Regions from separate parts of the Mus musculus genome. Here region 2 is linked to region 1. Evidence: chromatin loops called from intact Hi-C (ENCODE). Cell type or tissue: left cerebral cortex. All regions are shown on one strand. Each heading gives the region's core, and the rest is flanking DNA. Links, peaks and the distances in the headings are about the cores only. Region 1 holds the start of Atf2 (activating transcription factor 2). Region 2 holds the start of Chn1 (chimerin 1).

Region 1 (8,404 bases), core at 300-8,299:
TCACAATTTGGGTACTAACAACTACCCTAAAACAACATTCATTGTGCCAGAATATATGAAAGAAAATTTAGTAGTAATTCCTTGAAATCTGTAATTCAGAAAGTGGTCCATAAATTAAAACTAATAAATTCAATGAGCAAAGTATACAAAATTTAAGTAGTGATATTATTAGGCTTTTGTAAACAAAACAAACTGATAAATGACAGAAAATATAATAAAATAGGTATTTGTCCAAATACATAGGTCATTGTTCATAACTATAAAATTATATGGTCAACTATATTATGATTTTGAAACTACTGAACAATATAACTTTTTTCCAGTAATAACTCGCAGTCAAGTAATCATATCATATTGAAAATCATAACCACAAGTTAACAAAATGATGGCAAAGGTAGCACACTCACACTAAAACACCAGTGTAAGTAAGCCTCCTTCTGGGAGAAAGCAAAAGTCCTGGCAACTCCACAAATACTTATATTCTCTGATAAGTATTTCCACTGAGCTTATTATATTATAGAATCAACTCAAAGGAAAAAAACGGTAGCAAATACTACAAAGTTTATACAAAAGAAAAATACAGGAATACACACACAGTGAAACATTGTCTCAAAAAAACCCAAAACCGTTCATTAATTCAACGTTAAAATCAGAAAGGGGAAAAAAAAGCAGAGCAAGCTACATGAGATTCTGTCTTCAAAATTAAAATTATTAAAAATTAGCTAGACAGGGTGGCTAATGGCTGTAATCTCAGGACTTGGAGGCTGCTGCAAGATTGCCATAGGTCTGAGGCCATGAGTTCCAGCAGCCTGGATTACAGAGTGACATCCTATTTCAAATAAATAACAAAAATTTAAATCAATTTTCTTCCATTTAGGCATTTAATACTGAGAAATTTATTAAGTGGCTTAAGTGGCTCGGTTAACTACATAATCAATCAAACATCACAAAACGAATATAATAGAAAACTATAAAGCTAGAAAAGGTAAAACTAAATGAGTAAAGATAGAAAACTGGTATGCAAAGTTCCATTAGACAAAATGAAAACATGTTAGAGAACATACTGAAAAAATCAAAAGTGGCGCATGCCTTAAATCCCAGAACTAAGGAGGCAGAGGCAGGCAGATCTCTGAGTCTGAGGCCATCTAGTCTACAGAGTGAGTTCCCAAACAACCAGGGCTACACAGAGAAACCTGTCTCAAATGAACAAAAACAACAGAGTAACAAAACAAAAGGTTAGAAAGAAAAGCTAATGGTACAGATGAATGTAAACATATACTACGAAAATTAACTCAAGTCCATTTACTATTTGCCAAGCATAATTACTGTTTTTCTAAGAACCTTCTAAAGGATCACAAGTCACTCACTACTATATTTCAAGTGTTTTTGTTTTTGTTTTTGATTTCTTGGATATTAATGTGGGGAAAGGCTGACAATTAGCAGTTAAAATATGGACCCAAGTAAATATACCTACACTCTCAAGATACAGTCATACCCCATGTTGTCCCCTGACCCCAAAGGAGCAGGATGAAGAGAAGAAATAATTATTTTAGAGGTAGTGATATGGCTCATCCAGCAAAACATTTGCCATGCAAACCTGACAACCTGAGTTCAATACCCATAATGCATGTAAGGTAGAAAGAAAAAGCTACCTCCATAAAGTTGTTCTGTCCACTAAACCCAAGTTGTAGCATGTACATGCCAATACAAGCACATTATACACATATACAATAGCAAATAAAACATACATTTAAATCCCTTTATGATTATAAAAAAGAACAAAGTAAGCATCATAGACTATCTTAAAATAAAAATATGTTTGAGGTTTGTCAATAAAAAATGAGAAGGTATATATATCACATACAAGTTTATAATTGTATATTTCATGTAATATGAAACACGTATTACAATTACCAATGGCCTTAAAGACTCATGCATTCTTCTATTTTCTATGAAATGATACCTTACTTTAACTCTTTAACTTTAAGAAACATAACAAAGAAAGTGTTTTTCTGCCATTTCCCCCCACAGACAAAAATAGTAATAGGGATCACTATATCTTCAACATTAGAGTTACATATAGGGCTAATGAGATGGTCCAGTGGGTAAAGCTCTTGCTGTTGAGCCTTATGACCAGGGTTCTATCCTCAGAACCCATGTGGTGGAAAGAGAACATTTACTCTTCAATGTTGTCCTTTAATCTCCATAAATATGCTATCATCCACACAGGCAAGAAGGCAGACAAGCAGTTAGACACATATAACTGTAAAATAAAAAAATTACATAAATAGATTTTGAGAAATGTATATCTCAATAAAAAAGAGCACACCTTTTAGTCCCAGTGGTCAGGAGGTAGAGGTAGGCAGGATCTCTGTGAGGTGGAGGCCAGCCTGGTCTACAAACAAGTTCCAGGATAGCCAACTACAGAGATAAGCCATGTCTGGAAACAACAAAATAAAAAGAGCTTTCCTAGCACGGTAGAAAAGCAAACAAAGGGCTGGAGAGATGGCTCAGCAGTTAAGAGTACCTGTTGTTCTTGCAGAGCAGCTGGGATAAGTTCCCAGCACCCACATGGTGGCTCATAATAATATGTAACTCTAGTTTTAGAGATTCAGGATTTAAGATGGTCTCTAAGGGCACTGCCCATAAATGGTACACATACATATATGCAAGCAAAACACAAAAATAAATAAATCTTAAAAACAAACATAGAACATGTTCCATTTCAGACAAGATTTCAGTCTATAGAAATAGATGTGAATATAAGATAGTCACAAAATGTTAAAACCATTGACTATATGACAGGTGGTTTTGTAGGCTACAAGTTAATACAGGGAGTACTATATGTATTAATTTCATACAGGTCAGTTGAATCATCCAATCACTTTCATTGAATTATCTAATTACTTTCATTGACTTCTAATCAAGGAGGGTTCCAATACAAATTTTTTTGTTTTGTTTTGTTTTCGAGACAGGGTTTCTCTGGGTAGCCCTGGCTGTCCTAGAACTCACTCTGTAGACCAGGCTAGCCTTGAACTCAGAAATCCGCCTGCCTCTGCCTGGGATTAAAGGCGTGCGCCACCACGCCCAGCTTCCAATACAAATTTTGCTTTAAATATAAGACTTACTTTTCTAAGGGCATTTCAATAAGAGTAACAAAAGAAAGTGATACCAGTTCACAGAAACACATATCATTTTGGAAGAGACTAAAGTCAAAAATGAGTGGAAACAGCATGTAAGGTAAAGTTATTTACTAGATCTAGCAATATAATTGATTAGGAGAGTACAGATAATAATTAAAACTCAAGTTTTCAAGTTTTCTTAAAAATAAAAAAAAACAAAAACAAACCTAGATTTCTTGACTTAATGTTAGTCATGAAATATTTAATGGATAGTATCATTTCAAAACAATATAGCTTTAAAATTTTAAAATACCCATGAAAACATCTCTAAACATCTCTCCAATTATTTATTAATGATTTTAAGACCTAGAACCTTAATTATCACTCAACTATCGATGGCCTTAAAGATCCATGTACTTAGTTTTCTTGGCTTATATAGGATATGTTTTTAGCATACTCTACAAAATATTTCTATACTTTTGAAAAAAGTTTATTGCAGGGATTCTTCAAATAGGTTTAGCAAATTTAAATACAAGACTCTTATTTCATCTAGAGTTAACTGTTTTAAAATAAGCCTTTATAAAGTCTTACCATTTGGGTGCTAGAGACCCAGGCCATTTGGCGCTAAATGAGTAGTATTCCTGGAACGGTTATTACTTGACAATGGCCAAGGGTTAAGAATTTCTTCAAACAGGACAAACTGAGCTCAGAACAGTCCGTGTTTGGTCAGATGTTAAAAACAGCATTACCTGCATCTGGTGTGAACGTGTCCCTAGTTTATAATCCCCAAGAAACTGTGACTTCCACAAGGTAAACTAGGTATTAGTCGATGGGCCTAGAGTCTATCATGAGTATCCCTTTTACTCAATTATACTGGTGGTAGTTTTACTCGACCTTCCCAGTTTAAGAGTCTCCATTAAAGAAGAGACAATTTTATAATACCTATGTGCATAAAAATAGTTCCCATCTCCTCCAAGGTCTGGTTCAATGAGTGAGCATCCCGGGGAGACATACACACATCTCTCCCTACCTCTCTTCCTTGTCCCTGGGGTAATAAAAGGCACAGATTATTTTCCTACAAAAGCTCTGCAGAACACCGGTCGAAGTAAATGGGGTGTGGGGGGGAATAGCAGAATCAACCTGCACCCACACCTCAGCCCCGCCCCACCTGGAAAGGGGGGGGTGGCGGCGGCGGGAGTGTGAGGGCGGCAGAAAGGACAGAAAAGGCCGAGACCACCAGCAGGTTCTCCATTACCATTGGCTCCATCACGTTCCACCGAGGCCAGAGACCCTTGCTTCCCAATCCTTCAACGCACCATCCCAAACCCTCGATCGCCCGAGTCCCCGGTGGGGAGCCCAGCGTGGGCCCTCTGGGCAGCGCGATCAAGGACTAGCGGCGGGGGTCTCCCCGACAGATGGGCGGATCCGAAGGGCGCCTCGGGGACCTCTCAAGTGACCACACCAGAGGAGAAGTCGGAGGGAGGGGTCGGAGAAGAGCCGTTATTCCTTCTCGCTCAGGCTTGGGAAAGCGCGCGAGGGAGGGGCCGGCCGGAGCCGCAGCGCGTTACCTAACGGTCCGGTCGCTCCGCCAGACCAGAGGCGGCAACGCGGCCACCGCCGTCCGTAGGGTTGGGGTCCACAGCAGGGGCGCAAAAGGGGTGGGAGGCGGGGGGTGGAGACTACAGGCAGCGACGTCGCCATGTTAGCACCTTCTTCCTCTGCATCCCTACAACCTCCAAGCCCGTGGCCCTTCCACCATTACTCACCTTTCCAGGTCACTAATTCATGGTCCTGCCAGCCACCCGCGAGCCCGGAGGCCGGCCGTGTTTACAAACTAGCCCCGGAGGAGAGGGCTGAATCGCACTTTAAAGGCCACGGGCTCCCACAGGCTTCCGTCCTCTCTCGCGAGATCCGACTGACAAACCTTCTCCCCGCCCCACTCCCGGCATCCCTGCCGCTTTCTTCTTGCGCCCCTCCCCTTCACGCACACGCCCCTTCCTGCTTTCCACCGAGGGAGCGCCCGCGGGTCAGGTGACTCCGTCGTGCCTCGGAAAAAGGGCGGGTCTTCAGGAGGGCGGGGGCGGGGAGGCGGGAACCAAAGAACACTCGGACGCGAGTGATTGGGCGAAAAGCACGAAAGGCGGGAAGCAGGTCCAAAGGGGCGTGGCCAAGGTGCCCAAGGACCGTTGTTTCGGTAACCAGGGAACTGCAGAAAGCTGTGATTGGCAGCCGTCGGGAGGCGGGCACGAGAAGCTGCACCGGATCTGGGGCGCGCGCGCAGGTGGCGGAGGAGCGAGCAGGAGGGCGTGGGCGGTGTGAGAGAAGAAAGGTGAGGTCGGGGAGCCTAAAGGAGCCCAGCCCTGGCGCCGGATGTCTCTGTCGTATTGGTTTCTGACTTCGCTAGGGATATGAGACTATGAAGGGAGAAGCGCTTCTGGACCACTCTCCGTGTACCGAGAAGCCAGAGCTGGAGAGAGAGCTACGCTTAAGGTTTTGGAGAGTCGGGGTTTGCCAGTCATCACCTCCGCCCCCATGTGCACACTGAAGCAAAATAAGTCAGCCCTGCGTAGAAAATAGAAACCTTTTCTTAGAGAGTTCTTTGTTCGGATTTTACTAAGCCAGAACTGGAGCCGATCTTCCCCACCACCCTATGTCAAGTATATGGTATATTACATACGAGTATGTTCAAAGGCAGTGATCAAAAGGAAATACACCGTCTTCCACCCCCATGTCACCATATTTTAAAACAAAGCAACGATCTTTTTCCTAGAGAAAAATTCTTGTAATTATGAGTGTTTCTTTTATCAAATTTCCTTTACTTAGTTAGATATAAAAATACAAATTTCAGGGACCGAAGAGATGTCTCAGCGGTTAACAGTACTGGATGCGAGCCGGGCGTGGTGGCTCACGCCTTTAATCCCAGCACTCGGAAGGCAGAGGCAGACGGATTTCTAAGTTCAAGGCCAGCCTGGTCTACAGAGTGAGTTCCAGGACATCCGCAAGTAACCCTTAAGCCGTCTATAACTCCACTTCCAGGGTACCTGACGTAGAATTAAGAAATTAATTAAAATTATTAATTTCAATAGAATCACTTCATTCATTTAAAGCTTAAGAGATCGGTATTAATTTTTTTATTTTTTTAAATTTTCGAGGCAGGGTTTCTCTGTGTAGCCCTGGCTGACCTGGAACTCACTCTGTAGACCAGGCTGGCCTCGAACTCAGAAATCCGCCTGCCTCTGCCTCCCAAGTGCTGGGATTAAAGGCATGCGCCACCACGTCCGGTTTGGTTAATGTTTTAAGGAGGACTAAAGGACGCCAATGAGAACCCAGCAGAGAAGAGGCATTCTTCCCACAATATTTTCCTTTGCTCTATAAATTGTAGTGCCAAAGAAATGCCTGTTAATGTAGGAAGTAGGTTTCAAAAAAACTAGGGGGCGGGGCGGGGGAAGGAACTGGACAGATGGTTAGGAGTGCTTGCTGATGTTGCAGAGCACCCAAGTTTAGTTTCCTATCACCACATACCTGCTCAGCTGCTCATAAAAGCGGGGTGGGGGTGGGGATCGGACAACCTCTTCCAGCCTCCGTGGGCATGTGGTGCACATTCGTTTATGCAGTCAAACACTCATACACACAAAGTAATGTCCTTAAAATTGGGGGCAAGAAGAAGGACGACTGATTAGTGTAATGACAATGAAAGAGACAGACCTTTACAGACCTTTACAATTCCATAACTGGTTCAGGTGCACTACTCCTAAACATACTTATTCCTACTGAAGATTTTGGTGCTTATTTTAGGGATGTTGGTTGTCCAATAAATATGTACAAGTTGCAAAATGTGATTAAGGCGCCTGTGAAATCTTGCACTGATTTTTAAAAAGCAAGCCTTTTTTTTTAGTATCATGCTTTTCCATTTGTTAAATGCGTATTTCTAATTTAGATTTATGAATACAATTCGTGTCTTTACATAAAATACACCCAATTTCTCCACGCCAAGTGAATCTAAAATTGTAAGTTTGTCTGGAATAGTATCTGAGAGTTAATGAGCCTGCCGTCTAATAATGATGCCTAGCATGAAAGTGAAATTGTAATGTCACTGGACCTTCTAATAGGTTGCTGGCCTGTATACATGTACGTGAGCCAACTCAATCTTCCTTTAAAACTAGCTTAATTACTTGAGAAACCTGAAAGAAACCAGATTATTAACACTGTCGGTTCTGAAGTTAGAAAGAAAGTACCATCTTGTAAACTTAGTAACAGTGCAGTAATGTCAATAGACTTGAACACTAATTATATCAGCAAGGTGTCAGCTGCTCATTACTGGTTGGAAGGCTAACAGACAAGAATATAGGCCTGCCAGATCATAAGTTGCTAGGTCCAGATGACTGTCTCTAAGATGCTGCTTTCCTCCAGCCGACAATATCTAACCCAAGGGGAAAAAAACCTAAAAATGTTAAAGCACTTCAAAAGAACTTTGTCCATTAGAATTGAGTTTTTACATTGCTTTTTCACCATGTATATTAAAACACTTTTTGTTTGTTTCTGTTTTTTACTATGTAGTCCTAACTGTCCTGGAACTTGCTCTGTAGACCTGGTGAGCCTTGAACTAACAGAGATCTGTCTGTCTCTGTCTCTGCCTCTGCTGGGTTATAGGTGTGTGTATACCACCACCAAGACCACCACCATCACCTGGGTAAAAATGGAAATTCTTGTCTCCAGATTGATTTATTTTCATCTCAAGTGACAGTAGCTTTGGCATTAGATTTTCTGCTATCAAGTTATTATCTATATCAAGATATTATCTATATCAAGTTATTATCTATATCAAAATAGTATCTATATCAAGTTATTATCTACACCTGGTACTGTTAGATCTCAAACCCAGCTCTCCTAAGCTAAATGTCTCCAGTCTAGGGGCAGGGCTGCCCTCCCCTATATAATCCAGCCAAAGCCTGTGGCAGGTAGGGACTGAGGGATACTGAAAGAGCATGGTGGCCAGGTCCACTGTAATATGTTACATAGGCACCTCAGTTAGCTCTCTGTCCTAGGTTTGATGCCTAGAAGTACTAGAGGAACATGTGATTCTAAGGAAAATATTTTCAGAATTCTTTTATATAAGCAAGGAATGTGATTTTTTTTCTTTGTTTTGAACTTTCGGTTTTAGCTAACTCTAAAGATGCCTAAAGTGAGAAAAAACAAACAAAGGAGATCTACGTGGAGAGCAGATCCAGTGCAGTGTCCTTACTTAGGCCTGGTGGCAGGCCAGAGGTACACAAAGGCACTCC
Region 2 (8,404 bases), core at 208-8,207, 120 kb before region 1:
GTCCTGAGTTCAAATTCCAGCAACAACATGGTGGCTCACAACCATCTGTAATGAGATTTGATGCCCTCTTCTACAGCTACAGTATACTTATTTATAATAATAAATAAATCTTTTTTTAAAAATTGGAAGTGGAACCCTTAGGGTTGGAGCCAGTAGGTAAAATCCTGCCCAAAGAATGAGACCCTGACTTCAATGCCCGGCACCACATCAGACAGTCAGGAGTGGAGGCCAGCTCCTACAGTCTCAGCGAGAGAGACTGGGGAGCAGGGTTCCAAAGGCTCTCTGGCTGGCCAGTTCAGCCTACATGGCAATCCCAGAGTCCCAGTGAGAGACTGTCTCAAAACGTAAAAACTAAGATAGGGAGCTGAGGAAGGTGGGAAAGAGGGTAGAAAGCGGATGACGTGCTTGTTGGGTGAGCATAAGCACCTGAGTTTGCACCCATGGAAAGCCTCTGCAACAGCACACACCTGGAAACCCAGCACTAGGAGGAACGGAGAGTGGGTGGGTGTGTGTGTATGTGTGTGTGTGGGTGTGGGTGTGTGTGGGTGGGTGTGTGTGTGTGTGGGGGTGTGTGGGTGTGTGTGTGTGTGATATGTGTTTCTGAGAGACTGCCCCAGGCTATAAATTGGAAGGAGATTAAGGAAGAACCCTTCTGACTGCCACATGTGCATGAACAGACGATCACATACAAAACAAATACTACACACACACAGAGACACACACACACACACATAAGGTAGGGCCGAGAGATGGCTCTTTAGGTAATGCTCTTACCTCTCATTCATATTTATCCTGAATTGAGACCCTCAAAACCCATGGGGACAGTGAAAATACGCAGATGGCTAGAGCTGCTGACCAGCTTGAGCAAAGCTCCAGCCAGTGAGAGGCCCTGCTTGAACAAAAGGTAAAAGGAATCTGAGGAGCTGCACTGAGGTTTTAAATGCACAGTGGCACAAACACATAATCACAGAGGATGGATCCCAAGCAATGGCACCTGAGGCTGACCTTTGACCTTCACATAAACACATACACATGAATATGTGCAAACACATACACACACAAACACATATGCACTGCATACTCAAAAAATGGGTGTACATGGGGCTGAAAAGATGGCTCAGTGGTTAAGAGCACTGACTGCTCTTCCAGAGGTCCTGAGTCCAATTTTCAGCAACCACATGGTGGCTTACAACCATCTGTAATGGGATCTGATGCCCTCTTCTGGAGTGTCTGAAGATAGCTACAATGTACTCATATACATAAAGTAAATAAGTCTTTTTTAAAAAAACATAGGTATACATATACACACAAAAACACTAAATAAGAGCTTCTAAATTATCTAAATTAACTTCTAGTAAACACCAATACAAATATTACATACATCAAAGAAAAGTGTGAATGAAAATTTACAACACAAGTTGTAAACTGGAGTATGGTCCAAGATACTCAAGATAGGCAGCAGTGGTTATTCTGGGAAGTTAAACTCCCAGCTGGTGAGCTCTCCCCCGAGACTGGCAGAGCACATTCATCTAACTGGCTTCTCATCCCCACACCTTCACCAGGATCTCGCAGAACCTTATCACTGCTCCTCTCCATTGGTCACCAAGAATGAATACAACTGGTGTCTCAGCGTTCAAGAGGCTAAGGCAAGAGGATGGCCAAGTTCAAGGCCCTATCTCAAAAACAAAACAAAAACAAAAACAGAAAAAGAAAAGAAAAGAACAGAACAGAACAGGCTAGGGTGTAGCAGGATAGAAGCTGGGGCACTTCCTCTACCACCTCTAAGAAGACTGAAATAAGGACAAGAAGTCCTTCTCTAACTCTTAGGTACTTCTCTTTACATATGCAAAAATGTTTTTGTGAACCGAGCCAATTAGATTCAATCCCCTAGTCTTTGCCTGTAATTCAATACCTCTCAAACTTCAGTGTGCACCTAAGAGAATCTTTGAGTGTCCCTTTAAAAATCCCTTTCACCCTGGACTTGGACAAAAGCATCTACATTTAGCAGACAGATAGATGACACAGGAGACAGGAATGATCTGCAACAGGACACAGTTAAAAACAGCTGCTGCTCCATCACTACAAAAAAGTGGGTGTGGTAGCTCATCCCTGTAATCCTGGCACCTGGGCTACTGAGTAAATTCTAGGCAAACCGAGGCTACAGAGTAAGAGTCTCTCAGGCTCTCTCAGTCCCCACCCTCTCTCTCTCTTTTCCAACCCCTACTTCTGTTCTGAGGTACCAAGGTATGCTACGTTCGCATTGTAGCAAAGTGTATTTATGCAAACTGAATTCTATTTTTCACAAGCACATATCAAAACACTGAAACCAAGTCATTCCTGCTGAGGGACGGGAACAGTTTCCCACACAGGTAACAATTTCATGCCCTTCTTTTACTTATTTCCACCTAGGTAAAGGCTTACAAGCTAAAAATCTTTTAAAAAGTGTATTGTGTCCCCAGTTTAACTGCCTTGCTTATCAGGAATGTCAGTGTTCTAGAAAATACTAGATGAGTACAATTTACTTTGAAACCCTTAAAAAATGCAGAATATGTCATTAGAAACCCGGACAGATCAATTGTTCCAATACAGTCTGAAGATTTCCTCTGGAAATCTTACTGCTGTGCATTCGCTGCAACAGTTGCTAACCAGCCACAGCCATTGCTTCTAAAGAAAATATAAGCTAAGGGTACAGTCTTATAGCATTTGTAACCTTTGTACAAAAAAGTCCCCATTTCCATTAAATAATGCAGATTAAATACAAGGTAAAGTAAAGATATTATTTTCCAGAGAAAGAAGAAACAGAAGTAACTGATGCCAGCAGCTGAATTCACTTGGAGGTATTTACAACAAAAAGCATTTATGGTATGTGACAACATAACTGTGCCTGGTCAGATGACATAATTAAAACTTAACTGGAAACTGGATATGCCGAATAACTTGTGAGAAATGTGCTTGGATATTAATAATAGGTTATTCCTAATACATCATTGCACCTTCCTACTTTGAAAAACTGAATTCTTTGCAAATCTAAGTTTTGACATACTGAGTTCTCTTGAAATGATGTACCAAGGTCTGTTTTTTGTAAAAGAAAAAGAAATGTCCCTTTTCAGTGCTTTTCCCCCAACCCACTGTCATTGCAAACTGTCTTAGCCATTGAAACAATAGTGTTAAGTAACTACATCCACAAAATATCACTTCCCAAACAATACAGTTACCTTACAGTAACCAACTTTCTTCTGCCCTCTTTCCTCAGAGCACACATTTTAACCAATAACAAATTAGGTTCACATATTATTCTTGTTTCCAATGCAATGTACCAAGTCCCCCCAAAATGCCCAACAATCCAACAGGAAGCAACACACGGACGGGGCAATTCTAGAGAAGCTAGGGATGCTCTCGCATCTTATTCAAAATAATAATAACAATAATAATAATAAACTTTCCAGGATCTTTATTTACCGACTTAGGGAAAATTGGTTTGCAAACAACTAGCCAACTTCCCTCTCAAGTTGGTATGTGAGAGAGGCACGGTGTGTTCACCCCGACCCCAGGACTGGCCCGGGAGCTCACGCCCATTGCCCTGCCTGAGAGGAGACAATGGGAGCGGCGCGCGGGGCCGCGCTCCAGGAGCCCCGACAAGGCGGCCCGCCCGCCCCGCGCCCCCCCAAGCCCGCACGCGACTCCGGGGCGCGGCCCACCCGCGGCGGGGAGCCGGGGACGGCACTCACCGAACAGGGTCAGAGCCATGGTGGAGCCGCGCCGCCCAGCGCTCCTCGCTCCCGCGGCGGCCGGCAGACGGCACCTCGGCGGGGCGGCGGCCCGGGGGGCGTGGCGCGGAGGCCGCGGGGGGCCGCAGCGAGGAAAAGTTACGCGCGCGTTAGCGAGGGGCGCGCCCGGCCCGCGGCAGCCCGGCAAGCCGCCGCGCGCCCGCACCTGTCGCCGCCATGGGCCCGCGGGGCGCGCGCGGGCGGGCGGACCTGAGGCGCGACCGGCCGGGCGGAGCGACGGCGGCCGGCGCTCACCGCGCACCCCGCGACCTCGCCGACGCCATCTTGCCAGAGCGCGCCGCATTCCCGCCAGCCCCTCGGGCGGCCGAGCGCGCGTTACCATGGCAACGGGCGCGCGCACGGCCCACGGGGACGCGCCCCATCCGCCGCGCCTAGAGTGAGGCTGCGCCCCCCACCCCAAGCCCAACAGGCGCACCCCCGGGGCGACGGCAACAGCCGCCCCGGGCTAAGCGGGTGCAGCTCCTGAAATCCCGGGATTTTTCTTGAATGGGATGGGATGAGAGAGCAGAGCGGAGGATGCTCGGGCTCGCGGGCAGGCGGGGTCTCCTGAGGACCAGGGTTCGTCTGAGGATAGAGCTCCTGCCGGCGCCCTCAGGGTTAACCGGCGAGCGGTCCCTGCCTGTGAATGCTGCTAACATTCCCTTGGGTTGGTGGAGCCCCTCTTGTTTCCGATCTGTATACCCGGAATCGGGTAATTGAAATGCATCGGGAATTATCTAAAATAACTGTTAGAAGGCAGGTGCTTAAAGCCACTGTGTCTTTTTTTTTTTTTTTTTTTTTTTTTTTACGTTATACCTTGTGGATGTTGTCTAAGGGAAACATCAGCGTTCCTCGCTGCCTGGCGAGTCTCTGCCACAAAAGATTCCCCGGAGCTTTTGGGTTTTATCTGACAATCACAGGCACTGTCTCTAGCTCTGGTGTTTTCTACTCGCCTTGTCGTCGCCTTAATTAGCGAGAGGGCATCCAACGCTTGAGGGTTTGGATTTTTGTTTGTTTGTTTTTTAAAGGCTCAACTGTGATGTTTTTCACTTTATTTCTCGTTGCTACCTTTGTTCTGTATAAAAATAGTCCTTTTCCCTCCTACTTTCTCTGTCTAGGGTTTGTTAGTGTTTGGGTGTGTAATCGTGTTTGTTTAATCTTCAGTCCTCATTTTCTCCTGCGTGCACTTCTTGTTTTGCAGGCTCCTCGCGTTCCCTGGTGTCATTTTTCCTCTTTTCTCTAAATTTCAACTAGTTATTGTGTTATTTAATATATCTCAGGAATCAAATCTTTATAAAACGCTAATTACTACCTCAAACAGAGTGCAGCTAATCAATCATCATTTCACAGCACACTCAAGCATCAGAAAAGAAGAAAAGCCGGTAGAAAGGAGGAGCCAAGCCTTTTGTTTCAAGCCAGTTAACTCAAAAAAGAAAGAAATATTAAAATAATCAGCCTGAGTGAACAAACGTCTAGGCACCTGATCTTACATTAAATAGATTTTCATTAGCTACTGGTATAAAAATATTTCTTGGAATCACCAACATTTTACAACATTATTTTCAATAATCTCCTTTTGATTTTATGCACTCCTCCCTTTTTTTCTTGAGAAAAAAAAATTACAGTTCATCAAGATAAATGAAAATTCAAGAAGGCTTTGTTGGACAGATTTTACAGCCATGATAGTATCTCTGCTGATCCAATCTGCAACCAGATAAATCAGTATCTAGAGAGCCCATTGTCTCAACCAGGAGTATCTAGAAGAAATACTTCCCTTCTTCCTAGAAAAGTACACATAAGCACACCAAAAAAATTTTTTTCACATCTAAAAACAAAAACTTTTTTAAAATCTTTCATTGAAATTTGAACAGATTTAAAGAAAAAAAAGAACAATTTAAGGATCCCCACCACCACCACCACCACCACCACCACCACCACCAATGTGTGCTTATTTAGTGGCAACCAAGAGGAAAAGCTGAGTCTTCTGCAGTTCTCCCAGACAACCTCCTTCACCACCCATCCCCCAAGCCTTTAGAGCATGTTTGGTTTGAATTTAAAAAGGAAAATCTGTTTACCATTAGAAGCAAAGAAGCAAGGTGGATTCTTTGTCCTCAGCGGTTTTACATTTGTGGGTCGACTTCAAGTTCAGGAGATTACAACTTGCCCTGAGTCTTTATTCACAAGCAGCTCTCTTCGGGACTGTATGTCCATGGAGGTTAAGAACCGAAAAGTGTTTATTTTCTTAGTTCAATTTAATGAGAGTTACCAGAGCACCAAGCCTTTGGATGTGAGAGTTCAGTTTGCTGGAGTTTTCTCTGCCTGTTGAGGAGTTACTCTGAGGATCAGTAAGAGGGCACTTAGTACCCCTCTGCTGTGATTCACCCACTGTGCAGCCAAGCTCTAGTTACCAGACCAACATTTCACTTTTTACTAACAGCAACCAAACAGAGCTAAGTCCAGTAATGGACCCAGCTTAGACTTTAGAGGAGACCTTCCCATTGCCTTCCTCTTGTCTATACAATACCTTGATAAAGCCACACTCAATAGAGACAGCTGTTTTTAAGAAACTATTGGAAATAATGATTAAAGTGAGTGTTGGCATCTTCTCAGAGCATCTAGCTCTTGCAAGGGACGTTTTCCCACTGACTTCTCTAGCAAACAAAATGCTTTCCACACTCAAAGTGTTCCCTCTTATAAGTAGTATTGGTGCTTATAATGTCACCCTAGCCATTAAGAAATAGTGTGCCTCTTTGCTTGCTTAGTTGGAAATAAAGCAGTAGCCTCCTACTTCACATTCAATGTGAGGAGAGTGTTAACTACCCAGAAGTGATTATTATGGGTGGTGACTTTGGTCATTTATAAACAAGGCAAAAAACGAATTTACTTTTCAAAACACACACGCTTCGTTCAAAAATTTAATTGTGACTTAGCAGGAAAGTAGAAGAGCCAGTCTGTTTGTAGTGCGGCTACTAAATGGCTGTTCAGTTTTAAACAAGGCTTTGGCTCTCTCTGTCCTTACCTCCCTCATTCATAAAATGAGAGGATGAAACCATGGGAGTTGATCAAGTCTGACATCCTTCTTGGTTGTGTCTGCCACAGGGATCTTTAACAGTCTTTAAGTGGATTGTGGATAAACTGGAAGATGATTGAATCTTTAACATATTTAAAGCAGTGTTCATGTAAAGTTCCTAAATGCTCAATGTAACCAAGAAGTCACACTTCTTAGAGCACCAACTCTCTTCTCTCACTAGTAATGGATTACACAACAGTGCTACATTTACAACATAAAGGAATCTTTTCCAGTCTCAGCAGTATTAAAATTGAATGTATGCTGAGAAATCTATTTTAAATTTACTAAAATAGTTTCTCACTTCTATCCAAATTCTGTTGAGTAAACAGAACTTAGACAATCCTTTAAAAGCGTTTTTGCATCGTGAACTAATGGCTTACTGGAGGGTTTTAGGTTTTCTTTCTTTCTTTTTTTTTTTTTTTTTTTTTTTACTCATTTAGCTTCATTCCCGTTGGTAAACATTGATTTGTTCTTCAGTTTTGAATGAAGCAGAAATTAATGAGGCAGCGTCTGTCTCACAATAACAAGTTAAAATTATAGTGCTTTATCTTGTCAACACAGCTTTAAACACTGGAATACCAGCCATATTAGCACAGTTCCCAAAATAGTGCAGAAGCTTGTTGTTAAAGGGAAAAGGTTGCGCAGTTTGTTTCTGCTAATTTGATAGAAGCATTTTCTATACCTCAGCATAGCAATTACAAAGGTTGGAATTATTTCTTAAATGTTAACACAGCCTGACCATATGTAGCAGCTCCGTCCTGTGTTCATGTTAGCAACTGGCAGCTTTGTTTCCACTGTGTGAATTAGTTTGAGGTGAGTTTCGTTTGCTATTGGTTCCTTCTCAGGTTTTCTGAATAAACACTACATGATATTCGTGGCATTTGGTGACTTTGAAGTATCATTTTAAAAGGACAAAGCTTTATGCATGCAAAAGTAACTTAGACACACGTGCCTTGAACATAGGAATTCAGATGGAAATCTAGAACTAGAGAGAGAGTGTGCATCACAAACTATAAAATTGGCCATTACACTTAAATAATTTAAATTAGTGTTCAGAAGAATTGATTGTGTTCTATTGACCACCAGAGGGTGCCTATATTATATCCACTGGAGTAATATTGTGCCTTAGAAATGGTCTGAAATTCCATCCAAGAAAAGTATATAAGAAACCATAAGAATTGAAGCCAAGATTTTGCTACACAATGCTTACTCTCATCAAAATTATGCTAAAAGGCCATCTGGCTTCTTGTGGCGTGCCACTGAGGAGAGACTAAGGCCTTCCAAGTTAGGCAAACCAACCAGCACTTGGGCAGCTCTGTGATTGGGAAGGAGGGGAAGCAACAAGAAGGGGCATTAAATTCGAAATGAGAATAACCCGGGATAATGAGTTTCTTCTTACTCAGCAAGAAGAGGGGATCTCAGGTCCCTGGGTGATAGAACCTGGGGATTACTAAACCACCAAGGTTAGAATGGTCTAAGAGGCACAGGTGCTTCTAAAAAGTGTGATAGTTTGTATCAAAATCACCAGTGGACAGAGGATTGGGAGAAGGAACAAGAAGGGGGAGGG

The links. Peaks named below come from ENCODE experiments on the same cell type or tissue, not always from the same donor. Only the 100,000 strongest peaks of a DNase experiment are listed, where the experiment ranks them.
Region 2: a loop joins it to region 1, with 5 times the contacts of the local background. A loop is called at or near these places in 3 of 42 quality-filtered maps.

Annotation. Positions count from the first base shown.
Region 1 is chr2:73,887,587-73,895,990 of GRCm38, forward strand. Atf2 (activating transcription factor 2) reads right to left here and starts at 5,053. Exons shown (of 15, transcript NM_001025093.2): 1 at 4,889-5,053. It overlaps Gm10822 (a long non-coding RNA gene), which reads left to right and starts at 4,822. Exons shown (of 3, transcript XR_003953852.1): 1 at 4,822-5,153; 2 at 5,325-5,451. In left cerebral cortex, for the core only: no CTCF peak of the experiment used is centred there; DNase peaks (open chromatin) are centred at 4,613, 5,259, 6,529 and 7,017; H3K4me3 peaks cover 2,793 bases; H3K27ac peaks cover 2,141 bases.
Region 2 is chr2:73,771,295-73,779,698 of GRCm38, forward strand. It overlaps Chn1 (chimerin 1), which reads right to left and starts at 4,052. Exons shown (of 13, transcript NM_001113246.2): 1 at 3,729-4,052. The coding sequence starts at 3,747. In left cerebral cortex, for the core only: CTCF peaks have their summits at 1,239 (motif pointing left) and 7,923 (motif pointing right); DNase peaks (open chromatin) are centred at 3,636, 4,145, 4,341 and 4,903; H3K4me3 peaks cover 2,170 bases; H3K27ac peaks cover 1,046 bases.